3 separate regions of the Homo sapiens genome follow, and regions 2 and 3 are each linked to region 1. A link is a loop called in an ENCODE intact Hi-C map of the cell type or tissue named here. Cell type or tissue: heart left ventricle. All regions are shown on one strand.

Region 1 (8,000 bases):
GGAGTTAAACTATATATTAGTGCTAAGTAACTGCTGGAGTGTCTTGGGTTCAAGATCTTTGTGGGTTCAGGCTTAGGTTTAACATGAAAAGCTAACTTTGAAGAGACATTATTTGTTGAAGAGGACAGACTATTTGAGGTCAGAAAAATAGTTTATTCGTTTATTTTGTATCAAATGTTTCTTGAACATCTGCTATGGGCCATGCACTGTTCATAAACAAGATGGACATGACATCTGCTTTCATGAAATTTACACTGTAATGGACAAGTCAGAAATTAAGTAAACAATTATATTCTCACTAATTATATTCTTAGTAATGGTAACCAGTATAAGAACAGCGCATCTTGAAGGAAAAGAACAGGAGGATCCCAATTTCAACTGTGAGATCAGGGATAGCCTCTCAGAGGAGATAGCGGCTGAGACCGGAATGAGGGGCAGGAAGTAGCTAGAGCAGTGCAGGGAGGAAGCACATTTCAGATGGAGAGCGGCATATGGAAACGTTCTGAGTTGGGATAAAGTTGGTTCTTTTGAAAGACTGGAAGAAGGCTGACAAGGCTTAAGAACAGAAAATCAGAGAACAGAAAGAGATTTTCTTTCTTTTTTTTTTTTTGAAACAGACTCTCGCTCTGTCAGCCAGGCTGGAGTGTGCAATCTTGGTTCACTGCAACCTCCACCTCCCAGGCTCAAGCAATTCTCGTGCCTCAGCCACCAGAGTAAATGGGTTTACAGGCGTGTGCCACCATGCCCAGCTACTTTTTGGAATTTTTAGTAGAGATGGGGTTTCACCATATTGGTCAGGCTGGTCTTGAACTCCTGGGCTCAAGTGATCCACCTGCCTCGGCCTCCCATGCAAGAGATTTTCCCATTTTATTCCAATTGCAATGGTAAGTTATTAAAAGGTTTAAGCAAGAAACTAATAACATCTACATTTTTAATACATCACTCTGGCTGCTATGTGGGAGGCAGACTGGAGGGGGACAAGAATGGTGGTGACAGGTTCAGTTAGAAAGTCTCTACAAGAACAGGTGACAGTTAATGGTGACATGTCCTGAGATGGTAGCAGTAGACAGAGAGAGTGGTGGCTGGATTACACACATATTCTGGAGATGGGATCAGTAGGATTTAATGATGGGCTGGATGTGTGGGGAAGTATCTAGGGTGACATACAGATGGTTTCGCTTGAGCAACTCAAAGAGTGGAGGTGTTGTTTACTAAGATGAAGAATGGCAAAGGTGCAGATTTAGAGTGGGAGCTATAGTGGGGATCGAGAGTTCGGGTCTGGATACCCTAAGCTTGAGATGTCTTTCATTGTGTCATGTCATCATTGTGCGAAGACACACACACATCTGGACTGGAGGTGACTGTGTATCATAGAGGTTATCTCTCACCATTAGGATGGATGAAATTACCCAAGGAAAGCATAGAACAAGAAGAAAAAAGTCCCATTAACTGTACTTTGAGGTAAGATGGAGTTACAGGAACAGCGGAAAAATAGCATAGAAGTTAAAAGATGGGAGCAGTTCCACACAGAGAAGCCCGTCTACAAGGAATGCTGCTGAAACGGTGAGTCTCTCAAAAGTGTCTGAGGGATTCGGCAACATGGAAATCACAGACGAACTTAGCAAGAGCAGTTTCAGAATGGATAGAGATCAGCTTGGACTAAACTGAACAGGCAACAGAGGTGAGCGGGTACAGCCAAATCCTCAATAATCTTGATTCTGAAGGAGGAGTAGAGGGACAGGCAGGACCTGTCTCTTGAAGCTATGACTGAGCTATGACTTCCTAAAGTTTCACACAGGCCAAACTTTTCCAAATTGGCAGTGGAGATGGTTTCCATACTATCAGCCCAGCCTGACCATTAAAAGTTCCCTTATAGCCCCAGAAGACTCAAAGAGAATGAGAAGGGGCTTTAGCTATTGCTGGTTTTCCCTGACCTTGTCTTCATCTCATTCAACCCTGGCACAAGAGCCCCATTCCTTGCTCAAATCTTACTCAGGAAACCTCTTCAGCGTTGTACTCCAGCATTCAAAACTGTTCCATTATAAACGTCTTCCACTTCTGTTGGAAAGCTTCTGCATACTCAAGAGGTATAAAGAAGATAGGAAGAGCTTCCTGACATCCTCTGTCTGGTCAAGATCTGACTTTAATCTTTTCCTTTTCCAGACTATGTTATTCTGGGCCCACCCAACAGACCCCAAGCTACCTTTCAAACCTCATCTCCTACTGTTCTCCTTCTTGAACACTCCACTCTGGCCCACTTATGCCCCCTTAAAACACCTTCTATTTTCCTACCTCCATATTTTTGCTGGTCTTCCCCTTTGGAATTAGTCCCTCCTCCTTGCCTACCTGAATATTACCCATACCTCAGAGTTCACCTTGAGTCCATTCACCTCTAGAACACCCTGCTTGGCCCGCCAGCGCTCTCAGGCATTTCTTCCACACCACCAAAGAGCGCTGCTTTTCTCTGCATTTGTCGTCTTATAATGAGAAGCAGTGAAAACTGCCTGCATATTCCTTTTTCTTTGGTGCTGCTGCCTGCACAGCAGAAGCATTTGGTAAATGTTTGTATATTGACAGGTTGATTGAGAGAGTCAGGAGCCCTTCCTCCCCGAGGGATGAAGACTTGCAGCAGTCTGTTCAAGGCTGCACTAGCAAGATTCACCAGGGCCAAATGAGAAATAAATAGGTGCCACAACTCTTCACCAGCCTGGTTTCTATAGAATCATTCGAGGAAGTGCCATGGAAATGAGTTCAAGTTCAAATTAAGCTCTGGCCATCATAGCCATCAACTATTTCAAATGTTCTTTTAGAAGCCTACCCCTTCTTGGAAAAGTTTACAATTTAAACCACAAAACCTCAGGCTTTCTTTCAATCCTGTAAACAGGAGTTTCTTGCCATTTTATGTTGTGGATTTCCTCTGGCACAATCCTTTTCAAAATATTGAAAAGGCAGTTTTCTAATCCAAACCCTTTCACCATATTGTGGTTCATGTGACAGAACACTGCACAGAGGTGAAAAATCACTCCATGCTATTTTTTACAATCCAGATATTGGCTAAAGTAGACATAATAACTAATAGACTGCAGCAACTTTCATGCAATATGAATTCCCATTAAAAAGTTTACACTAGCAAAATTTTCCAGGCATAAATATCTTGTGGAAATTGGTTCATTCAAATTTGGGCTCCAAAGTGGCCTTTAACACATAGCAATTATTGCAACCATGAAGAAACAGGTAGACTGTGGACACAAATCTATAATAATATGCTTTATGATTTATTGGGGGTCTATTTTTGCTCTCCTACATCTACATGAAAACCAAGAATCTTAAAATATCAAAAGTGGCAGTTTAAAAACAAAACCACTTTCCAAATCCCAAATGCAAGGATTCAGTGGGGAAGGGTCAGGAATCCTGTCACTGATTCATATCCATTAAAGTTGGTTCCAGTGAGGACATACCTTCCCTATAGATTCCAGGAAGTTCAACTACCATGTCTGTTTATATCTCAACTTGACTTCTCCTAAGGTAAAGTAAGTTTTACGGAAATAATTCTGTATTTATATATTTGCTTTTACTTATTCATAAGAGATTTGAGGCAACAGAGAGTTCCGCTGTGCAGTCTTGGGAAAAGTGAGGCTGCTTCTGCACAGTCACTCCTGGCTTCCTCTACCAGGGGCCCCAGGCTGCTGTGGGGAGCACTTGCTGTCCTCCAGCAACCCACTGCCATCAGGGTGAGGCCAGGGAAATGAGAGGAAGGGCTCTTGCCCTGCCTGTGGCTTTCTCTGACTTGGCTGGAAACAATGGATTTATTTTAAAAAGCAGTTTTAAGAGACACATGTGTTCACATATAATCATTCTTTTGAGGGTATGTCAGTTTTTAAATGGCATGATTCGCCCCAAATAAAATATCCCCCATTTCTCACATCTAGCTGTCTTCTCTGGAAGAATACAGTGTGCTGAGGCATATTGGAAACTGGGCCTCACATTTCTTCACTAGGAATTGAGTTTTCTCAAGGATTAAGCTTTTGTGCTTAAAGAGAAAAGTGCAAAATCTTTGGGAGGAAAAAAGGAAAACAACGACCTGTCAAATTTCTTTTAGCGCCTATGACTAGTGTTAACTGACATGCTCTCAGAGTGCAATAAAAAGCCTGCAAACTGCTGCTAAAAAGATGGTTTGACCTTTTAAAATGGGAACTCCCCCACCCCATATCCATATTAAATAGACGAACCTTGGGAGCTCTAGAGTTTTAGATTAATAAGTGAAATGAGGTTGAATTTCCAGAAAAAGGGTTTCCCTGTAGGCTGCAGACTGGCTAATTAGGGTGTTCTAGACCTACATTGTAACAGCAGGTAGAAGGCAGGCCCTAAACCTTTTAGCTATTGTCGTTGCCACCTGCTCAGAGTCTAGTTCTGAAAGGAGGCGGGTGCGGAGTTATGAAAATTTGGTAAATATAAAAGTCCCGGACGCGACCGCCCGTAGCCTGCGGCCCCTGGCGGTTGAGGAGCCGCGGCGATCCTTGGTCTTCACCGCAGCAGCCAAGCCCGGCGCGCACCAACCGGCGCTGCTGAAAGTTGGAGAGCTCCCAGCTCGCCGATAGAATTCGGCGGTGGGCGCCAGGGGAATCCCTTCCAGTGCCGCAATTAGGAAAGTTTTAAAAAGTAAGGACCCTAGACAGACAAGAGATCCATCCTTTCCTTTAGCATAAGAAACACCCCGCGCCGCGCCAGCCGAACGCTGCTCGCACAAGGCTATCCGCCCTTCTTGGCCGGGACGCACTCGGTGCCTTCCAGCTCCCCACCAGAACTGGTCCAGGGGGCGCGGAAACAGAGAGGCAACTGTGTCCGGCTTGTGGTTCCAGACGGAAACGCCTCCGGGCTCCCTGGCCCGGGGGACAAGGGTTCGAAACTTCAACAGTCGCGAGGGCAAGGACAGAACTACCAACTCCCGCTCGGATGCCCGGGACCTGCTCTTCCAAGCCCGCTCCGGTTTCTCCAAAGGACGCGCGGCACAGCCCATGCGCCCCCGGCACTCCACTCCACTCCTCTATGGTTTCCCCCAAACTCTTCCCGGGGAGCCCCACAAAGCACAGACGGCGCCCTGAAACTCGCCAGGCACTCGCCAGCCATCCCCACCTCCGCCTCTCGAACCCTCCTTGTCGCGTTCTTCCCGCCCCGCACCTTTCTCCTCGCGTTTCTGGGAAGTCAGAAGCAAACCACGAGAAAATGCCTTCGCAAGGAGCCTCCCTACACCCGCCCTGTCACTGAAACAAAAGCGTAGGGAGGAGGGAGGTGGGAGAGGAGGCGGGAGGAAGGTTTAGAAAGACGATGGGGACAGCAGTAGGAAGGAGCTGGGGAGGGGGGTCAAGGTGGCAAGCAGAGCTGGGGGCCCAGAGTCCGCTCCCGTGCCGCGCGGCGAGTCGCTTACATGCCCAGGTCGCTGTAGGTGTTGAAGAACTCCATCTGATTGCACGCCTGAATCCAGCCCACCACCCAGGTCTCGTGGCGGGGGATGGGGGGCATGACCACGCGGGCGGAGGCTTTGAAGTAGGGGGTCTTGTAGCGCAGGACGATGGGCGAGGTCTCCTCGATGCGCGTGGGGCACTGGTCGATGGTGGCGCACACATCGTACACCACGATGTTCTCGCGCCGGATCCGCGCCTTGCAGGTGATGCTTTGGATACAGCCCATCCTGCAGCCCGGTGCCGGCACGGCGCGGCGTGGGGCAGCGCGGGGGCCCGCGCGGGCAGCCGGGGGCGCCCGTCACGCCGGCATGGCGACGCGCCGCTCGCTCCCGGTCAGACTCAGCTCGCACCTAGGAGCGGGGAGCCGCCGGGCATCCTTGGGGAAGCCCCCTCCTCTTGCAGCCGCGCGGGGTCCCCGCTGCCCCGACGTCCGCCCACGCCCGCCCCCTCGCTCCGGCAGGGCGCGCGGAGGGTGCACTCCTAGGAGGCGGCGGGTGCCCTCGCCGGCTCCAGCGCCCGGGCGGAGGGCAGGGAGGGGAGCGGCGCTGCGAGGAATGGTGCCCACCCCGGGCCGGAGCCCCCCGCCCCTCGCCGGAGAGGAGGAGGCGGCAGCGGCGGCGGCATGGAGCCGGGGGAGGGCGGCGGTGGCAGCGCCCGGTCTGTCTGCCTCCGCGGCGGCAGCAGCAGCAGCCGCCGCCGCCGCCGCCGCTGCATGAACCTCTGCACCACGGCTGCCCCCCGCGTGCAGCGCACCCAGCGGCGGGCGAGCGGGCGGCCCAAGAGGCAGGCGGAGGCAGCAGCGGCGGCGGCGGCGACCGGAGCTCCCGCCGGCCCCGCCCCGTAGCCGGACCACACCGACACTCCTCGGCCCGGCTGCCTCGGCCCGGGGGGCGCCAGGAGGCTGTGGCCCGGGGTGGAGAGCCCCAACGGCTGGAGCAGCACAGGACGTGCTCCGCGGAGGAAACTGGCTGTACGCCATGAGTTTTGTCCCTATTCGGCTGCCGTCCGGGTGGGGGGGGGGTAATGTGTAAGGGTGGGGGTGTTTAAAGGGCCGCTAGCGCCGGGGTGGGGCCCCGCACGTGGGGCTGAGGCGGGGCGGGGCCCTGGTAGGTGGTGCCCTGGGGTGGGGGTGGGGGACTAGGGCGGGCCCAAGCGCCACCGGGTGGGTGAGGCCGAGCAGGGCGCGGCGCTGTCCAGAGTCCAGTGGGGAACCCGGTAGCCCAGTAGGGGCTGTAGAGTGAGTGTTTCGGGCAGCAGAAGGGTTAGGGGAACAGCTTTATCAGAGATTGGTCGTTATTCAGAATATAGCTTGTTGGATTAGATTTAGGCTTGAGCCCTTTTAGTATCCTACCTTCAGAAAGGGTGAAGGGCGGGCTCCAGCAGCGTTACTAAATGCAGTGTATTTGCCTCTTTGCCTGACTGGGTTTGTTCTGGAAGCTCTTCTTTCCACCACTGTGTGTAGTGGGGATACCGGAAGAATCCCTCCGTACTCCAGCACTAAGTCTCTCATATGCCAGAGTTTTGGCAGACATTGGGCATTGTGTACAGTATGACCACGGTCATGTGTCTGATACTGCAGTCTAATGTGCCAAACAGGAAGAATATTTAGCAGATGCTTTTACTAGGCATCTTCTTACATTTTTATTTTCAAAGCCAATAGCTTCTAAGTATTTCTTCTGCGATCATTGAACATTTGCTGGATCTGCTGCCCAAGTGTGAAATACTGACTAACAGGCCGCAGGAGGTGCTAGAGTTAGTCTTTAGCTAGGACAGGTGTGACGAGTAATTTAAAAATTGATTGAGATCTAAAAGCACTCTTCATCCTTGTTTTAACTGTTCTGACACCTTGGTTCACTTTATAGTTAACAAAAAAGCAGTTTTTCCCTTTGATGACTCGTCTCTCTCATTTTACCGTGTAGCCACAGACCTCAATCACTGGTCCTTTCATTCAGCAAAGGCTGACTGCCTGCCTGGCAGGAGCCAAACATAGTGCTAGGTACTAGGGATTCAAAGTTGAAAAAGAGCACATGGATCACTGGAGAAAATAAACCTGTTAACAAGTTATTATAGTAAACTGTGACACCTGCTTTAGTGGGGTTGTGTATCCAGTGCCGTGGAAGGCCAGACATGTAAATCTCTGGCCACATGTAAATCCCTCAGTGGTCAGAGAGCCACTCAGTGGCTCTCTGGCCACTGAGAGATTTACGTGTGACTTTGCTCAAGTAGTGACATTTAAATTGAATACTGACAGACTGTAGAGTCTCACTGAAAAGAGAAAGGTGAATGAGTAGTACAGGACCAGCATTTGGCAAATGCAAAATGCATAGAGATATGAAAGAACTCATCCTGTACTGAGGGGGAGAAACAACTCACAGTCAAGGCATTTCTCAAGGTGTTATGTGTCGACCATGGGCATCAGAATCACTGTCCAAGAATCAATTGGTTGTTGATAGACCATATCTTTTTTCTTTTTAAAATTAAGACTACAGACTTTATTTTGATTTTACTAGTTTTTCCACTAATGTCTTTTTTTCTCTA
Region 2 (8,000 bases), 220 kb after region 1:
TACCTGCAAAGTGAGAGAAATGAAAGAAGTCTAAACGTCCCCATTTGGCTGTCAATGCATCTTGCGTTGCCTGGAGAGTTGCTCTCTGCCTAGCACTGACAGTATAGAGTGGGATATTTCTGCCCTGGGAGTTCCCAGCATCACAGTCAAATAGAACCCCAGACTGCTTTCCTGAGTGTGCTGAGGTTTCTGGCTAGCCTGGCTCAAATTCCTTGGGGGAGGAATCACCTTTGCCTGACATGTTATCTCTGTGACCACCAGTTTGTTAACTGTTTATTTCAAATGCTATTGATGTTAGTCAACTTTATAGCATGTGCACTTTGTTGACATTTAAAAAAATGCCTTTATATGTTTGCTCATTCGTTTTAATTTATGGCATGGGAGGAACATGTTTCAGATCACAAGAGTAGAATGAAAACATAAGATTATTCACCAGTGGGAAGTACCAGAAAAGGTTGTAATTGAACATAATAACTTTCAGTATTTTCCTTAAAACTTGTGTAGGTATTTTATTCCTAAATTTTTACATTATTTTAAATATATGTAATATTTTGCCTAGTTTGAAAGACGAGCATTTTGATTTTGAGACTGTGGAAAAATCAGAGAAGTCTAAGGGGACATTAAAAAACCAAACCCTCTAAATTCAATACTTAACATTTTGTTCAGTCTCTTTTTACTCTTTTTTTTGCTGTAACAGGGATCTTTTTCCTGCAACTTCTAGTGAGGAAAGCTTGTTTTAAGATCTCTTGTTTCATTATGACAAGGACAGTGATTGAGCTCCCTTGTGGAGAGGAGGAGGATGAGTCAGCCAAAGTGACATGGAAAGGACACAAATAGAAACAGAACTGGACCACCTCCAGGGCAGCTAGGGTTTGCATGTTCCTATGACGCTAGGACTTCAGGAAGAGTTGCCTGAGCCCCAGAAGGTCCTGTAGATCCCTCTGCACTGGACTCCATATGCCCACATGTCAGCCTCCACAGCTGCGAGGCTGAGATATGGAGCTCTCAGTGACCATCCTCCTGGCTTGAAAGCTATTTCTCCCATAGGCCTGAAGTTCCTCTTGCTATGTAAGGTCTATTTCTTGGCTCCAACAGAGATAGAACCTGTTCTCTGTTCTCAGGATGGCAAATGGGCCCATGGAAAGGACTTGGAGTTCACAACCAGGCGGCCCTGGCCCTAACTCTAGCTCGGTCACTTGGTAGTTTTATAATCATGAGCAGCATTATTTAAGTTCTCTTAGTTTTCTTGACTGTGACATGGGGCTACTAAAAGCTACCCTGCAGGGTCATTGTAAAAATTAGAGATAATGGATATTCATTGACTGTAGCTTAACAGGCACTCAATAAATGGTAGCCATTACTGTCATTGTGTGTTCTTTCAGTCATCTCTTTTCTAGGCTGACATCAAGACACCTCTTAATTTTAGTTTCATTTCTCTTTGCTCATATCTTTTAAGCAAATTCCCTCTGAAATTATAGAATTTCAAAACACCGTCGGCCTCCTCTTAGATTCCAAGTTCTCTCTCTTTCTCTAACATATATTTTCTTGTTGGTGGTAAAAAGATACAAAGGACGAATCAAGGCCTGTGTCCTTCGGGAGTCTTTAATCTCATTGGGGAGACAAGACTTACACAAAAGATACAATTAGAGAATAATAAAAAAGAGCGAGAGCACTCAAATGTGCTGAGTAGAATGTTCCATCCCTGTCTGCTTCCGAATCCCATTTCTGCTGTATTAAACAATATCGCAGTGCTGCTGACTCATGTTCAGCTTCTAGACCCTTGAGACTGTAATATTTCTCTGCTATATCTGCATATAACCAGTGAGAATATTCTATTGTGTATAATATTTCTATAGCATATTACATTTGGGCAGTTTTCCCTGATGTTCTTCATGGCACTTGTCCCATCAAAATTCACTCAGTTTGTGTCTGATAATTTTTCTGTGCTGTCAACCTTGTAATATAATGCCTCAGCATCCTAACAAAGATAGGCCGGAGTAAGGCTCTTCAAATAGCTGTCCTTGTCTGCAGTGTCTGACGCTTCCACATTTTCTCTCTGTACTTGCATTCAAACTCCTAGAGTAATGGAAAGTCGAGGAAGGGATAAATAGATGAACTTAAGCATGTCACTTCCACCTCAGGGCCTCGGTTTCCTCCTAAGGGGAAAAGGGACTATGTGAGCACTTCCAATACAGATATGCTGTGATTCTACATATGGCCACTACTTTTGACATTAGTGATATTACCAACAACCAGTTCTGCCAATGAGGAGTGAGCTGCTCTTCTGAGATGGGGCTCAGCACATCTCTCTCTCTTCTTAAAGGCAGGTCTGTCAGTGGGATTGCAGCTTTTTTTTCTGAAAATGGTGGCAGGACAACTCTGAGTCTCTCACCTCATGATGGGTCTGTAACATAGACCCACTAGACTATAGTGGGATCAGCTATAAGGCAACACAGAGAAAATGCTTAGCAGGAATAAATGTGGGGTTCCTGAGTTTGCTAGAGATGGAAAGAGATAGTTTGCCATTTGCCAGCAATATCAACTGAGAGCTCCCTGAGGCTGTGTCCTGCGGAGGATGTTTCAAAATCAGCATGGGCTGTAGTGTCTACCTTCAAGCTGGCTACATCTAGAGTAACTGACAGGAAAAGGAAAAAGGGTAAGCAAACACACAGAAAAGTGGCATAGGAACAATTCACATCTATGTTCACCTGAGACGTGCACAGGAGCACCAAATAGGATATTAGAACTGGAGGAGACTTTATAAGATCATTTCAAAATTCACACTTCGCAGACAATGAAAATGAGGCGTAGAGGGCAAATGGCAGAGAGAAGGTCTGGGAGCTGGTTAATAGCAGACCTGGGTTCTCATCCTTCTGATCAGCTCAGGGTCATTCCCATCGCAATATTTTGCTTCTGCTGAGATTATTAGATTTGGGTTTGTTAATTAAGGTTACATGGGATGGCTGTATCAGGAAATTATTCTCAAGTGCAAGATGTGTGGTTTGTCTGGGAGGCACATATTTTAGATTTGTCTAGGTAGTTTTGTGACAACAGGAGGGTCTACAGAAAGTCTTGGTTACTATCATTGTATCTTAAACTTAGTAGGCATTTAGTAATAGTTATTTTAAAATTTTGGGATTTACTAAATACATAAAATAAAACTCTCATCATGTGTCTCAATTAATATTTGTTTCCTTTTTTTTTTTTTAAGAGACAAAATCTCTCTCTGTTGCCCAGGCTGGTGTGCAGTGGCAGGATTATAGCTCATTGGCAGCCTTGAATCCCTGGGCTAAAGGGATCCTCTCACCTTAGCCTCCCAAGTAGCTAGGACTACGGGCACACATCACCACGCAAGGTTAATTTTTAAAAAATTATTTATAGTAGAGAGGGGACCTCGTTTTGTTGCCCAGGCTGGTCTTGCTCTCCTGGGCTCAAGCAATCCTCCTGCCTTGGCCTCCCAAAGTGCTGAGATTACAGGCATGAGCTACCACGCCCAGCCTGAATTAATACTTCTTGATTGGGGTAGAAGTAACTGAGTCATATTCATAAGTAGGTTTGCCTAATTATAGACAGTACCAGCTGGAGAGTGTTTTGATAGAGTCAGATAAAAAGCCTCACACATAAATATCCAGTGTAGGTGGACAGGCCAGATATTAAGGTAGGAATGGCTGCCTCTGTCAAACTTGGGTGTCTCAGCAAATTCCCAACCATCTAACGGAGTTTTAAAAATGTGAACATACTCATATAAAAGGTATTTAGACCTTGGAATAAATGAGCTATTTTACCTGCCTGGTTGTTTTCTTCATTGGTCTATTAATAGTGCTAAAATAAAATATCCTAGCTCTTCATTAAGCATTCATGATCAGACATCCACTTCTGACAGAAGTCTGCAGCTCCTAAGAAACCCAGGATGCATCTCTCCTAAAAAAATGACTTTTAATAAAGAAATGATCTGGGCTTTCCAAAGGTGTTTTAGTTATATATGTGATATTTCATTCTTCATTTAACCATTTATCAAATATATTTCAAGTACTTAATAATTATGTATTATCCTATAGTTTCACATGCTTTTGCATTGTCTCATTAGAACCTTACAACAGCCTTCTGAGCAGGGTAAATAAAATGTGTCCAGTTTTACAGAAGCAATAGAGAAGCAGTGAATTTGGGATTCCAAGGAGGTGAAACATGGCCCTATTTTAGCTTAGGGTCTTTTGTGGCCACATTCTGGGTTTAAAAGAATAAACTATTTAGGGACTTCAGTGCTAGGCTAACAGAGATTAAGTGACTTGCCCAAGGCCACACAACTATTAACTGGCAAATCCAGAATGCCATCCAAGACTTTTGAATCCAGTCAATTATTCTTTCCTACACCCCAGTGGGTTTATTAAAGCATAGATTGCTGGCTGTATTCCAGCATGTTTGATGGGAAGGGGGGATTTGCATTTCAACAAGTTTCCAGGTAACACTGAAGCTGCTGGTCTCCAGACCACAAGCAGAGAACTACTTGTTGTTCAAAGTGTGGTCCCAGCAGGCATCACCCAAGAGCTCCTTAGAAAGGCAGATTCTCGGAACCACAGAATTAGATTCAGAATTTTAACAAGATCTCTGGATGATTTGTATGCAAATTAAAATTTGAGAAGTGCTGCTGTACACCACAGCTGTCAGTTTGCAGGGCACCGTACTGGGTGCTACAGAGACAGGAGAGAATAATCATAATAACCCTTTAATTGGGCACTTTCTATATGGCAGGCACCCCTCTAAGCACATTAGGTATATTATCTCTTTTAATCTTCACAATAACCCCCTGAGGGAGAGACTAATATTATTGCTGTTTTAAAGCTGAGGAAATGCCAGAGTATAGAGAGGTTGGTAATCCAGTACAAGACAGATCCGGGCTCTGAAGCTGGGCAGTTCACTCCCAAAGACCATGTTCTCGTTTACTAGGCTGGAGCTTTGTTAAGTTGTGGTCGCCGTTCATACAGTTAGGGAGGTAAGAAGGAAAGGCAGGCAAATAGGTATGAGGCAAGACAGAGCTCATAGCCTGAACATCGTGTCTAGGTCAAGGGAGTCTATTTGTGTTCCCCACTGGAGACCTGGGTTTGGCTGGGCCTCTGCAGCAGCTTCTGATGAGGAAGACTTTGGTGAGTCTTGCTTAGTATCTCCACTGGTAAAACTGAAGTAATCTTAACAACAATTGATAAAGAGAAAAGACACTGGCGGCTAGACTAAAGGGAGGGTACTGAGAATTGAAAATAGAAACCACAGTTTTTCAAAGCCGATTGTGCAAAACAGATAAACTGTATCAAATCAAAACCATAGTGTTCATCTGCAGCTAGAGAAACTTTCAGTCTTTTAACACCAGTCTGTTCAGATCCGTGAGCTCCAAGATAAGACCACAGACAACTGATCTAACAGTGACTCTGTATGACCAAATCATTCTAAATACAAAGCCACAGACTGTTCCAAACTCCCGAGTTCATTCCTGCTAAGCCCACCCTAGGACTAACTCCAGCTCCCAAGCCGTATATGGACCTTTTTCTGACTCCCCCACTTTGGAGAGGCCCCACAGCTCCCCATGCTATATGGTCTTCCTTGCTGCAGCAAGTAAGAACCTAACTTTATTCCTGTGGATATGTTCCCCGTGGTCTTTGGCTGATGGGCACCGACCCAATAATATTTTCCTGCCTGTCCCATAGAGTTGTTATGAATATCACATGAAATAAAGCATGGAGAATGCTACATAAATGTGAGCTTCTAAATTTGTTATTGTAATTGTTTATGTGCTGTTTCATCTTCCCTCTGCAAAAATAGTGACGTCCTAAGTTAGAAGAGACCAGATCATATTTATCTTTGTGTCCTCAATGTCTAGAAAAGTCCATAATGCATAAGGTCCTCAGTAACTGTTGGTTGAATGGAAAAAACAAATAAATGAACAAATGAAAAGAAAATCATGCTCTAGTTCTCCTTTTCTCCAGTCCAGCCCCGTGAGTGATCCAGACTTCCTCAAATGGGGTAAAGGAATTCCTAAGTGTTTAAATGTGAGCTTTACCTCCTGGGCAGACTGTCACTAGCACTTTGTAACAGTTACAGATAACCTTGTTTGTCTCTTAAAAGTTTTCCTACCTGCAAGGTGGCTGGAATTGCTAGAGGGAATACTATTCCCTTTGCCCACAAAATCGGTCCTGGAGCAATAACCGTGCAGTTGAACAGCAGCACATTTTACAGCCCATGGAGCTGGTGTGTATCAGCACATTAGCCAGCACCTCTTGTAATCACGCCCACGTTTAGAGGAATGATATACTTAGGTGCTTTTGTAATAGACTTGCACCAAGCAGAAATCATGGCCCGTGGAACACAGTGGCTCCACTGAACATTCTTAAATACTTTTAGCACAGCAAGTTCCTGTTATGGCTGGAGTCTCTGGGGATGCCTTCGATCAGTTAGAAGCTGCCAGAAAATTCCTCATACTCCAAAAGCACAGACGCTGTCCAGTGCTGTGTCTTCCTTTCTCCCCTCCAGTTCTGGCAGTAGATGGTCCATTTTAACTTCCCCTCTCCCTTGAACCCACTTTCTAGTTGTCATGATTTCTGACAGATGCACCTTGGGGAGTAGGCAGGCATTTACCCTGGTGTAGGAGGGATGTAAGTAGACATCATTAATGGAACAAGCAAAAGCAGTTATCTCAGGAAGCACAGGCCCTACAAGTTGGAATGTAGGCCAATGCTTTCTGAAAGCATATTCTCTGCTAAGGCTTACCCTGCTGGGTATTTTACAAGGGAAACAACCCCAACAGTGTGTTCCCTTTCCAATGCCCTCTCCCTAGGACAGGAGTAAAGACAAAGAAAATGCTGTATGGGCTTCCCCTCTCACTTCTAGCCATCAGAGGTGCATTTGCCCCTGAAACAAAAATGGAATGTGTCTTCAATGGGTTCCAATGCCAGTATTGAACTCCCCTAAGCAAGCCAAGAGACAGGGATTGTAGAGGCCTCCCGCCAGGAATTTAATGGCTTCTATGCAATTCCCAGTTTCTTCTCCCTGCCCAGAACCTGCTATCAGACTGGATAGGATAATGTTGACTTAGGTGGATAGATAATGTTGACTTAGGCAAGAGTTTTTGAAAAGTAGTCCCCTTCACGTTGAACATTGGTGTCTAATTAGAACCTTGAGTTTGGCTAGTTACATACCCGTACATTTCCCATTTCCTTCTCTGTTCATTTCCCCTGATATTATTCGTGCACACATCTATTTTTTCCATTAGAATATATGCATCTATTGAGTAGCATTCTCTTCTCTTCCCCTTGTCTACCCTAGAGCTTAGTACAGTGCTTGATTTGTAACAAGTGCAAAATAGATACACACATTCAAAGGAAACATATATGTGGCCAAAGATCATGTGATTGTGGCAATTCCAATGGATTTAAGATTCAGTCTGAGCCTTACATTGGCATTTCAAGGGTTTCCTCTCACACCCTGGCAATAATAACACACTGTTTTTCTCAGTGGAGACGGGATCTTGTGTCACTGGGAGAAAGAACGTGAGGGAAGCAGTCTGATCAATTCTTTCTGAATGAAAGACCTGTAAACACTTTCAACAATGGAACTCTTTGCTGTCACTCCCTAAAGCGGGCAGCCTCTGAGGCTCTTTGGAAACTTGTGTTAGCCTGGACCCATGATCCTGATCCCTTGCTTGCAGTCTCTTCTCAGACTCAATTAGATTCCTTGGGCTCCCCTCCAGGAAGCTGCTAGGGCCTCTACACCTCCCAGGTGGTTAGTTTCCTGGTGGGTGGCATTTTGTTAGAATTTATACATTATCTGTCCTTCAAAGACTTGTGGCTTTACTTGGCTTTTGCTGTCTATCATTTCCCACGTTTCCTGGGGTGGATTAGGGAGTTGGTGGAAACTCCCTGCCTGATTTCCTGGCTCTATTTGAGAATCCAAATATCCCAGGCAATTAGAGCAGGGGTGTAGGAAGGGGGTGCCTTAAGCAAAAACTGGCCAGA
Region 3 (8,000 bases), 270 kb after region 1:
GAAGAATCACTTGAACCTGGGAGGTGGAGGTTGCAGTGAATGGAGATCGTGTCATTGCACTCCAGCCTGGGCAACAAGAGTGAAACTCCATCTCAAATTTTTTTTTTGTTTTGTTCAGAACATTGTGTTGTCCAGTTCTTCCAAAATTCTTCCTTTTAAAGAACATTCCATGCTCATGGATAGGAAGAATCAATATCGTGAAAATGGCCATACTGCCAAAGGTAATTTATAGATTCAATGCCATCTCCATCAAGCTGCCAATGACTTTCTTCACAGAATTGGAAAAAAATACTATAAAGTTCATATGGAACCAAAAAAGAGCCCACATTGCCAAGACAACCCTAAGCCAAAAGAATGAAGCTGGAGGCATCATGTTACCTGACTTCAAACTACACTACAAGGCTGCAGTAACGAAAACAGCATGGTACTGGCACCAAAACAGAGATATAGACCAATGGAACAGAGCAGAGCCCTCAGAAATAATACCACATATCTACAACCATCTGATCTTTGACAAACATGACAAAAACAAGAAACAGGGAAAGGATTCCCTATTTAATAAATGGTGCTGGGAAAACTGGCTAGCCATATGTAGAAAGCTGAAACTGGATCCCTTCCTTACACCTTATAGAAAAATTAATTCAAGATGGATTAAAGACTTAAATGTTAGACCTAAAACCATAAAAACCCTAGAAGAAAACCTAGGCAATACCATTCAGGACATAGGCATGGGCAAGGACTTCATGACTAAAACACCAAAAGCAATGGCAACAAAAGCCAAAATTGACAAATGGGATCTAATTAAACTAAAGAGCTTCTGCACATCAAAAGAAATTACCATCAGGGTGAACAGGCAACCTACAGAATGGGAGAAAATTTTTACAATCTACCCATCTGACAAAGGGCTAATATCCAGAATCTACAAGAACTTAAACAAATTTACAAGAAAAAATCAAACAACCCCATCAACAAGTGGGCAAAGGATATGAACAGACATTTCTCAAAAGAAGACATTTATGCAGCCAACAGACACATGAAAAAATGCTCATCATCACTGGTGATCAGAGAAATGCAAATCAAAACCACAATGAGATACCATCTCACACCAGTTAGAATGGCAATCATTAAAAAGTCAGGAAACAACAGGTGCTGGAGAGGATGTGGAGAAATAGGAACACTTCTTCACTGTTTGTGGGACTGTAAACTAGTTCAACCATCATGGAAGACAGTGTGGCGATTCCTCAAGGATCTAGAACTAGAAATACCATTTGACCCAGCCATCCCATTACTGGGCATATACCCAAAGGATTATAAATCATGCAGCTATAAAGACACATGCACACGTATATTTATTGTGGCACTATTCACAATAGCAAAGACTTGGAACCAACCCAAATGTCCAACAATGATAGACTGGATTAAGAAAATGTGGCACATATACACCATGAAATACTATGCAGCCATAAAAAATGATGAGTTCATGTCCTTTGTAGGGACATGGATGAAGCTAGAAACCATCATTCTGAGCAAACTATCACAAGGACAGAAAACCAAGCACTGCATGTTCTCACTCATAGGTGGGAACTCAACAATAAGAACACTTGGACACAGGGTGGGGAACATCACACACCAAGGCCTGTTGTGGGGTGGGGGGAGGGGGAGGGATAGCATTAGGAGACATACCTAATGTAAGTGACGAGTTAACAGGTGCAGCACACCAACATGGCACATGTATACATATGTAACAAATCTGTACGTTGTGCACATGTACCCTAGAACTTAAAGTATAAAAAAAAAACAGGAAAAAAAATTCTTCCTTTTAAAAATATTACATGTACATTAGCTCAGAGTTTTGTGAAATTATTTAGTTCAAATGCAATGCCAAGTCATTGGACCTAGTTTGTCACGTTTCACTTGGGTACTTTCAGCATTATTTTGGAATAGGAGTTAAACAAATGTGGCCAACAGCTTGTTGGAATCCAAGAAAGATTTTATCAGTTGTGTTTAGAAGCATGGCAGTCAGAAGCCATTTATTGGCTGGGCACGGTGGCTTACATCTGTAATTCTAGTACTTTGGAAGGCTGAGGTGGGAGGATCCCTTGAGCCAAGGAGTTTGAGACCAGCCTGAGCACCATAGCGAAACCTCATCTTAAAAAAAAAAAATCCCCATTTGTTGAGGCTGGGCAGTCAGTAAATACTCCATAATATGGTCAAAAAGTCTAGAGTGCAAAAATATATATAGATAGATTAAAAAAAAATCTAGGGTGGAAGTAAAAAAGAGGAACTGGATTCATGGGACTGTTAAGAAAGAACTTTCTACTAGTAAGGGTACTGAACGTGGTAGTTGCCTAACCAGGGAAGCTGGAGGAAATTTATGTTTACTTCTGACAAGAAATGTGGCTATAGAGTGCCTGATACTTGTGTTGACATGTGAGTGAAGCAGAGTGTTGAAGGCCTTGTACCTGGACTCCTGGATTTGAATCCTGGTCCTGCCACTTACAAGCTACGTGATCTTGGGCAAATTTCTTAAGCGCTCTGCCTTAGTTTTCTCATCTATAACTTGAAGATAATGTTTTAGCATTGTTGACAGGATCTAATGTATATAAGGTGCTTACAACAGTGTATGGCATACAATAAATAGTATGCAAATAGGTAGCTATTACTACTGTTAAAATATATATTTTTTCAATCACAGTGGTGTTGCCTTTGAAAAACCTTCAGCAGTGGTATAGATCCTGATCTACTGAATGTTTTAGAATAGTCTCTCTGATAATGCAGGCATGTGTTCCAGCAGATGTCCTCATGCCCAGTCCAGCTGCAGAACTTTACTTATTTATTTATTTTTTATTTTTTGGTTATTTGAATTTCTTTTTTTTCTTTTTTTAAATTTATTATTATTATACTTTAAGTTTTAGGATACATGTGCACAACGTGCAGGTTTGTTACATATGTATACATGTGCCATGTTGGTGTGCTGCACCCATTAACTCGTCATTTAGCAGTTAGGTATATCTCCTAATGCTATCCCTCCCCCCTCCCCACACCCCACAACAGTCCCTGGTATGTGATGTTCCCTTTCCTGTGTCCATGTGTTCTCATTGTTCAATTCCCACCTATGAGTGAGAACATGTGGTGTTTGGTTTTTTGTCCTTGCGATAGTTTGCTGAGAATGATGGTTTCCAGCTTCATCCATGTCCCTACAAAGGACATGAACTCGTCATTTTTTAAGAACTTTAGAAATTTGGACGCTGCTTCTCTTTCCTGGGGCTTCAAGGTGAGACACACTCTTCCTAGATGGACTCAGTTACCCAGGACTTTGGCACCCTCTAGTGCATGATAAATGTTGATGCTTTCCAGTTCCCCCCAGCATCTTAGAAAATCAGAGCAACCCCGAGCAGCAAATCATCCCATTGTAGAGGGCTGCTGGGAAAACCCTGCACCCTTGTCCAGGATAGACCTTGTAGGATCAACTGGGAGATCTTGATGTACATTTAAGATCCTGACTCTGCATCAGCAGCAGCAACAGAAGCTAGCAAGAGGCTCCATGACTTTAATCAGCATTCACCGCCAAGTCCATTATCTGTGTTGCTGAAAATGTGGGAGAGACATTGTGGTCATGTGTCAGCCTGTGAAGGATATGCTGACAGCCACATCCCAGAAAAATGCTGCAATTAAACCAAGTCTGAATGCTGTTCAAGCAAAGATGTAAGTACATTTAAAGTGAGAAACATGAGTGAAGAGGCCTCTGTGGGAGTTTAGAAAGGAAGAGACCAAGAAGATTGATTCTCATTCAGGTCATCATAAAACATTACACGAAGGAGGGAACATGTCAAGAGTTTTTGCTATGACTGAAGAGAGAAGAATTGTTTGCCACAGAGTAGGTGGGACAGAGAAGGCAGAGCCTGAGGTGTGCGTGGACTGAGAGAGAATGAACTGTGCCTTGCATAGTGGTGAGTATCCTCACTCCTGAACACTGTTTCTACATCTTTCTTGTCAAAGGAAAAGTTGGGGTGGGTTAGGGAAAGAGTGAGGGCCCCTTTCCCTTTATTATAGTCTTAGGATTAAAGGATGAGAGAGACAGAATGGCCAACCCCAGGCACATGTGTCCTGAGCTGAGAAGGACTCCTGAGTAAGTGAGTGGGTTAGTAAGTCCCTTCTGGTCTGGACGTCTTCCCTGGGTCCTCTTTTCTGTGAATGCCAAATGCCATTTATCCACTGGGATGTGCTCCCTACCCTACATATACCATGACATAGGTACGATGTAGGGAAGTAAAGCAGTGAACAACTTTTACTTTATCTGGACACCTGGACTGAGGATGATCTTGCCAATAAATCTACCCTACTTTACTTCCATTTTGGCAACATTCACTAACACCACGAAAAACACCATTTTCTTCTGTGTGTGTGTGTGTGTGTGTGTGTGTATGGCAAGGAGGGGTGTTAAAACTTACTACATATCAATTCTAAGATCCAGGGGGGCTTTATTTACACTTTCCTATCTCTGAAATTGAGATACCTCTTACATATAATATGGTGCATCATAATTTAATTGGTGGCAATTTTTATTTTTTCATAATATATAAAGTAATAATAAAATTGGAATTCATCTTCCAAATTGTTGATATCTATCTTGATGATGATAACTGATGAAATCTGGTAGTATGAAGCATGTTACCTAAATCCCTTCCAGAAGTCTGCCTTGCCCAATAATACCCCAAATATTTCAAATGCAAAATTTATTCTTCTGAATTATTGCAACTCAGATCTAAGGCATAAATATTTGCAGTGGATGCCATGGTGATCTTCCCAGAATACCCCCACCTAGGACTGGAATTGTTGTTGGTCAATAGCTTTCAGATGAAGAGAACTGCCCCTCCCTCAAACCTCATCCCCATCTTGGGGTCAGGCCACATCCAATGATTGGTTTATGTGGAGATGTGAAGGCTTGCCTCCTTTCCCCATTTGGGATAACTATAGAAGGCCATCCAATTCCAGAGCTTCCGGTAGGATTGGCTGAGGCCTTTGTTACACTGATTTTTATTTCAACTTCTCCCTTTGCCAATTATGCTTCCTTTACTTTTCCTGCATACACAGCTCCATCCTAAAGCCTGCTTCTCGAGCAAGTTAACCTGAAGCAACTGGTACCAGGAGCATCCCAAGAAACTCTAATATGGGGTTTTGGAGCTTCATCACCTGCTGGTGGACCAGCAATAGGATGAAGGTCTGAGTCACTATACCATGTAAGCTTCTTCACTAGCAGAGGTACAAATAGTGAAGGGACTCTAGAATGGAGGTTAGGAGGCATGGAAGAGGGAGATAATATCAATTGTTGCCTGAAGCACAACTGCAATGGCAAGGACTGTAGTTTATGCCACTAACCTTCCCATCATATGTTCCTACCAGAAAAAGGCCCAACAAAATCCTGGAGGAGATTTTATCAGAACTTATTACATGGAGCAAGCAGATACAGACAGTACAAGGAATAGACTACAGTGGATGCCATATAGTCATATACGTACTTCTCAGCTCTTTCCTATAGGACTAAAGCATGCATTCTCCCAGCTGCTTGGAATGAGAGTGGCCAATAGTTTTCACCTGAGCTCCTCTTGAGGCCTTGCCCTCAGGTGGAGACAGAAGCCTCCTTGCCTCTAAAGGTCAGGCTGCCTGCAATGACTGCTCATTGCATGTAATCTCTGGAGGCCATATTTAGCTAGACTAAGTTCCTATTAAACAGGAGATATTGTGAATTTTTGACTTTAGTGTGAGGTGACAAAAAGAAAGTATATAGTAAAGGTCAAGAGTAGAAATTTAGAAATGGCTGCTTTACTTGTCTATGCCAGAGTTTCTTCATCTGAAAATGAGGTTGATAATAATGCTTTTATGTCATAGGAAGGTTGTAAGTTTTAACTTTGATATTATATAATATATATAATAATCTCTAGACATATAGTAGGCAATCCATTTATGGTTGGTATTATTATCAGCTATTCTTTCTTAATTCTAGGGCAAAGAATTACCTCCTTACTTCTACCAGCTGACCCAGGCAGAGTCCAATGTATTTCCCTGCAGAATAGATTGAGGTTTCTTAATCCTCTCATTAGTGAGGTTGCAGGAAAGTATTCTAAATGTATTTTTAAAATTCTAATTTTGTCAAAAGACTCCAGTAAGATAGTGAAAAGTCAGGCTACAGGGTGAGAGAAAATATTTACAATACTTGCACTTGACAAAGATCTCATATCACAATATATAAAAAACTCTTACACATTAATAATTAAAAACCCCAGTCAACTCAACAGAAAAGTGGGCAAAAGTCCTGAACCAAACATACCTGCTGGAAAGGCTAAAAGGGGAGTTGCCAAGTGTTGGGAGGATGCGGAGGAACTGGAACTCTCTATACTGCTGGTGTTAACACAAAATAGTATATTCATTTTGACCAGGTGCAGTGGCTCACGCCCGTAATCCCAATACTTTGGGAGGCTGAGGCAAGAAGATTGTTTGAGGCCAGGAGTCTGAAATCAGCCTAGGCAATATAAGCAGACCTAGCTCTACAAAAAAAAAAAAAAAAAATTAATAGCCAGGTGGTGCGTGCCTGTAGTCCCAGCTACTTGGGAGGATGAGGCAGGAGGATCACCAGAGTTCAGGAGTTCAAGGCTGCACTGAGCCATGATCACGCCACTGCAGCCTGGGTGACAGCAAGACCCTGTTTCAAAAAATATATATTTTGAAACAGTATATATAGCGTATTCATTTTGGAAATCTGGTGGATTCTACTTAAGCTGGGCGTGTGCATTCCCAAACACCCAGCAGTTCTACCCTTAGGAATATACCCAAAGAATTGCATACATATTTTCACCCAAAATATTTAAGAATAGCCATAGCAGCACTATGTATAATAGACAATGTAAAAAATGAAAATTGGCTAACTACCCATCGATGTTGGAATGAGTAAACACATTGTGGTATAATTACACAATAAATACTATACAGTAATGAGAATGAATAACCAATAACTACATAAAGGAATGAATCTCATAAACTTAATATTGAGAGAAAAAATAAGACAAAACATACATACTGTAGGATTTAATTTTTATAAAGGACATATCTGACAAAATTAATCTATGCTATTAGAAGTGCAATACTGGCAACCTTTGGGCAAAGTATTGACTTCTGTGTGCTAGTAATGTTCTACTTTTTGTTCTGGGTGTTGGTTACATGGATACGATTATTTTATAAAAATTCATTGAATTTTATACCTTTGTGTACTTTTATGCATATATTTAGGCTTTAATAAATAGTTAAAAATATATCACTTATACATACATAACTAGCAAACTATATTTCTTTGGCTTCTAGGAGGCTCATACCTTGCAGAAGCAAGGAGGAGCTGAATTATCTTAAGTATCATCATCATCATCACCATTGCCAAAGGAAGAGGCCAAAGAGGTTGGTGGGGGTGAAGGGAGAATCAGATAAAAGAAATAGAGAGTTGAAGGGAAGATTTTGAATTTGTGTTTGAACCCAGTGATTTGTTCACATTTGTTAGGCCCTCTCTAGCCCCTGGGGCACCAAGTCAAGACTTATTTTGGCTGATGTCATTGACATATGCAAATAGGCTAAAAACTTTTCCCCAGTTTCCCAAATGTGTTAACAAAGCTGAATTATGAGCAGCAATTTATTTTTATTGACATTTGAAGCTTGAGAGTGTGGATGATGTTGACAATGACAGCATGTTGATGAGGCAAATTATATACTAGGCTTGAATGTGAGTTGGGGAAGGGAGAAATACCTAGAGAAGGTGTCCCTTGGAGATGACTGCTACTGTGGTAGACCCTCTTTCCCTTTTTTACTGTCCCCTTTTTACCGTTTTTACTTGTCAGGAGCCTATGTCAGACATTCGTAGCTATTGTCCCACCAAGAACTGGCTACTACTATTTTTCCTCCCTATCTGAAGATTTCTGCTTTCTCTAACTCCAGTTTCTTTTTTGTTTAAATAATTT

What was found. Peaks named below come from ENCODE experiments on the same cell type or tissue, not always from the same donor. Only the 100,000 strongest peaks of a DNase experiment are listed, where the experiment ranks them.
Region 2: it touches region 1 in a loop (2.5-fold over the local background); 4 of 110 quality-filtered maps call a loop at or near these places.
Region 3: a loop joins it to region 1, with 4 times the contacts of the local background. A loop is called at or near these places in 13 of 110 quality-filtered maps.

Annotation. Positions count from the first base shown.
Region 1 is chr1:166,160,561-166,168,560 of GRCh38, forward strand. FAM78B (family with sequence similarity 78 member B) reads right to left here and starts at 6,441. Exons shown (of 2, transcript NM_001017961.5): 1 at 5,426-6,441. The coding sequence starts at 5,688. It overlaps LOC112268276 (a long non-coding RNA gene), which reads left to right and starts at 5,317. Exons shown (of 3, transcript XR_002958633.2): 1 at 5,317-5,494. RefSeq lists enhancers at 5,308-6,210, 5,382-5,551, 5,652-5,701 and silencers at 6,092-6,151, 6,192-6,681. In heart left ventricle, CTCF peaks have their summits at 4,490 (motif pointing left) and 6,645 (motif pointing left); DNase peaks (open chromatin) are centred at 4,551 and 6,491; H3K4me3 peaks cover 3,150 bases; H3K27ac peaks cover 922 bases.
Region 2 is chr1:166,378,826-166,386,825 of GRCh38, forward strand. No RefSeq gene overlaps it. Among named protein-coding and RNA genes, the nearest start is that of LINC01675, 110 kb to the right of the region's middle. RefSeq lists an enhancer at 4,238-5,058. In heart left ventricle, no CTCF peak of the experiment used is centred here; no DNase peak of the experiment used is centred here; H3K27ac peaks cover 1,362 bases.
Region 3 is chr1:166,430,549-166,438,548 of GRCh38, forward strand. No RefSeq gene overlaps it. Among named protein-coding and RNA genes, the nearest start is that of LINC01675, 55 kb to the right of the region's middle. In heart left ventricle, a CTCF peak has its summit at 3,351 (motif pointing left); no DNase peak of the experiment used is centred here.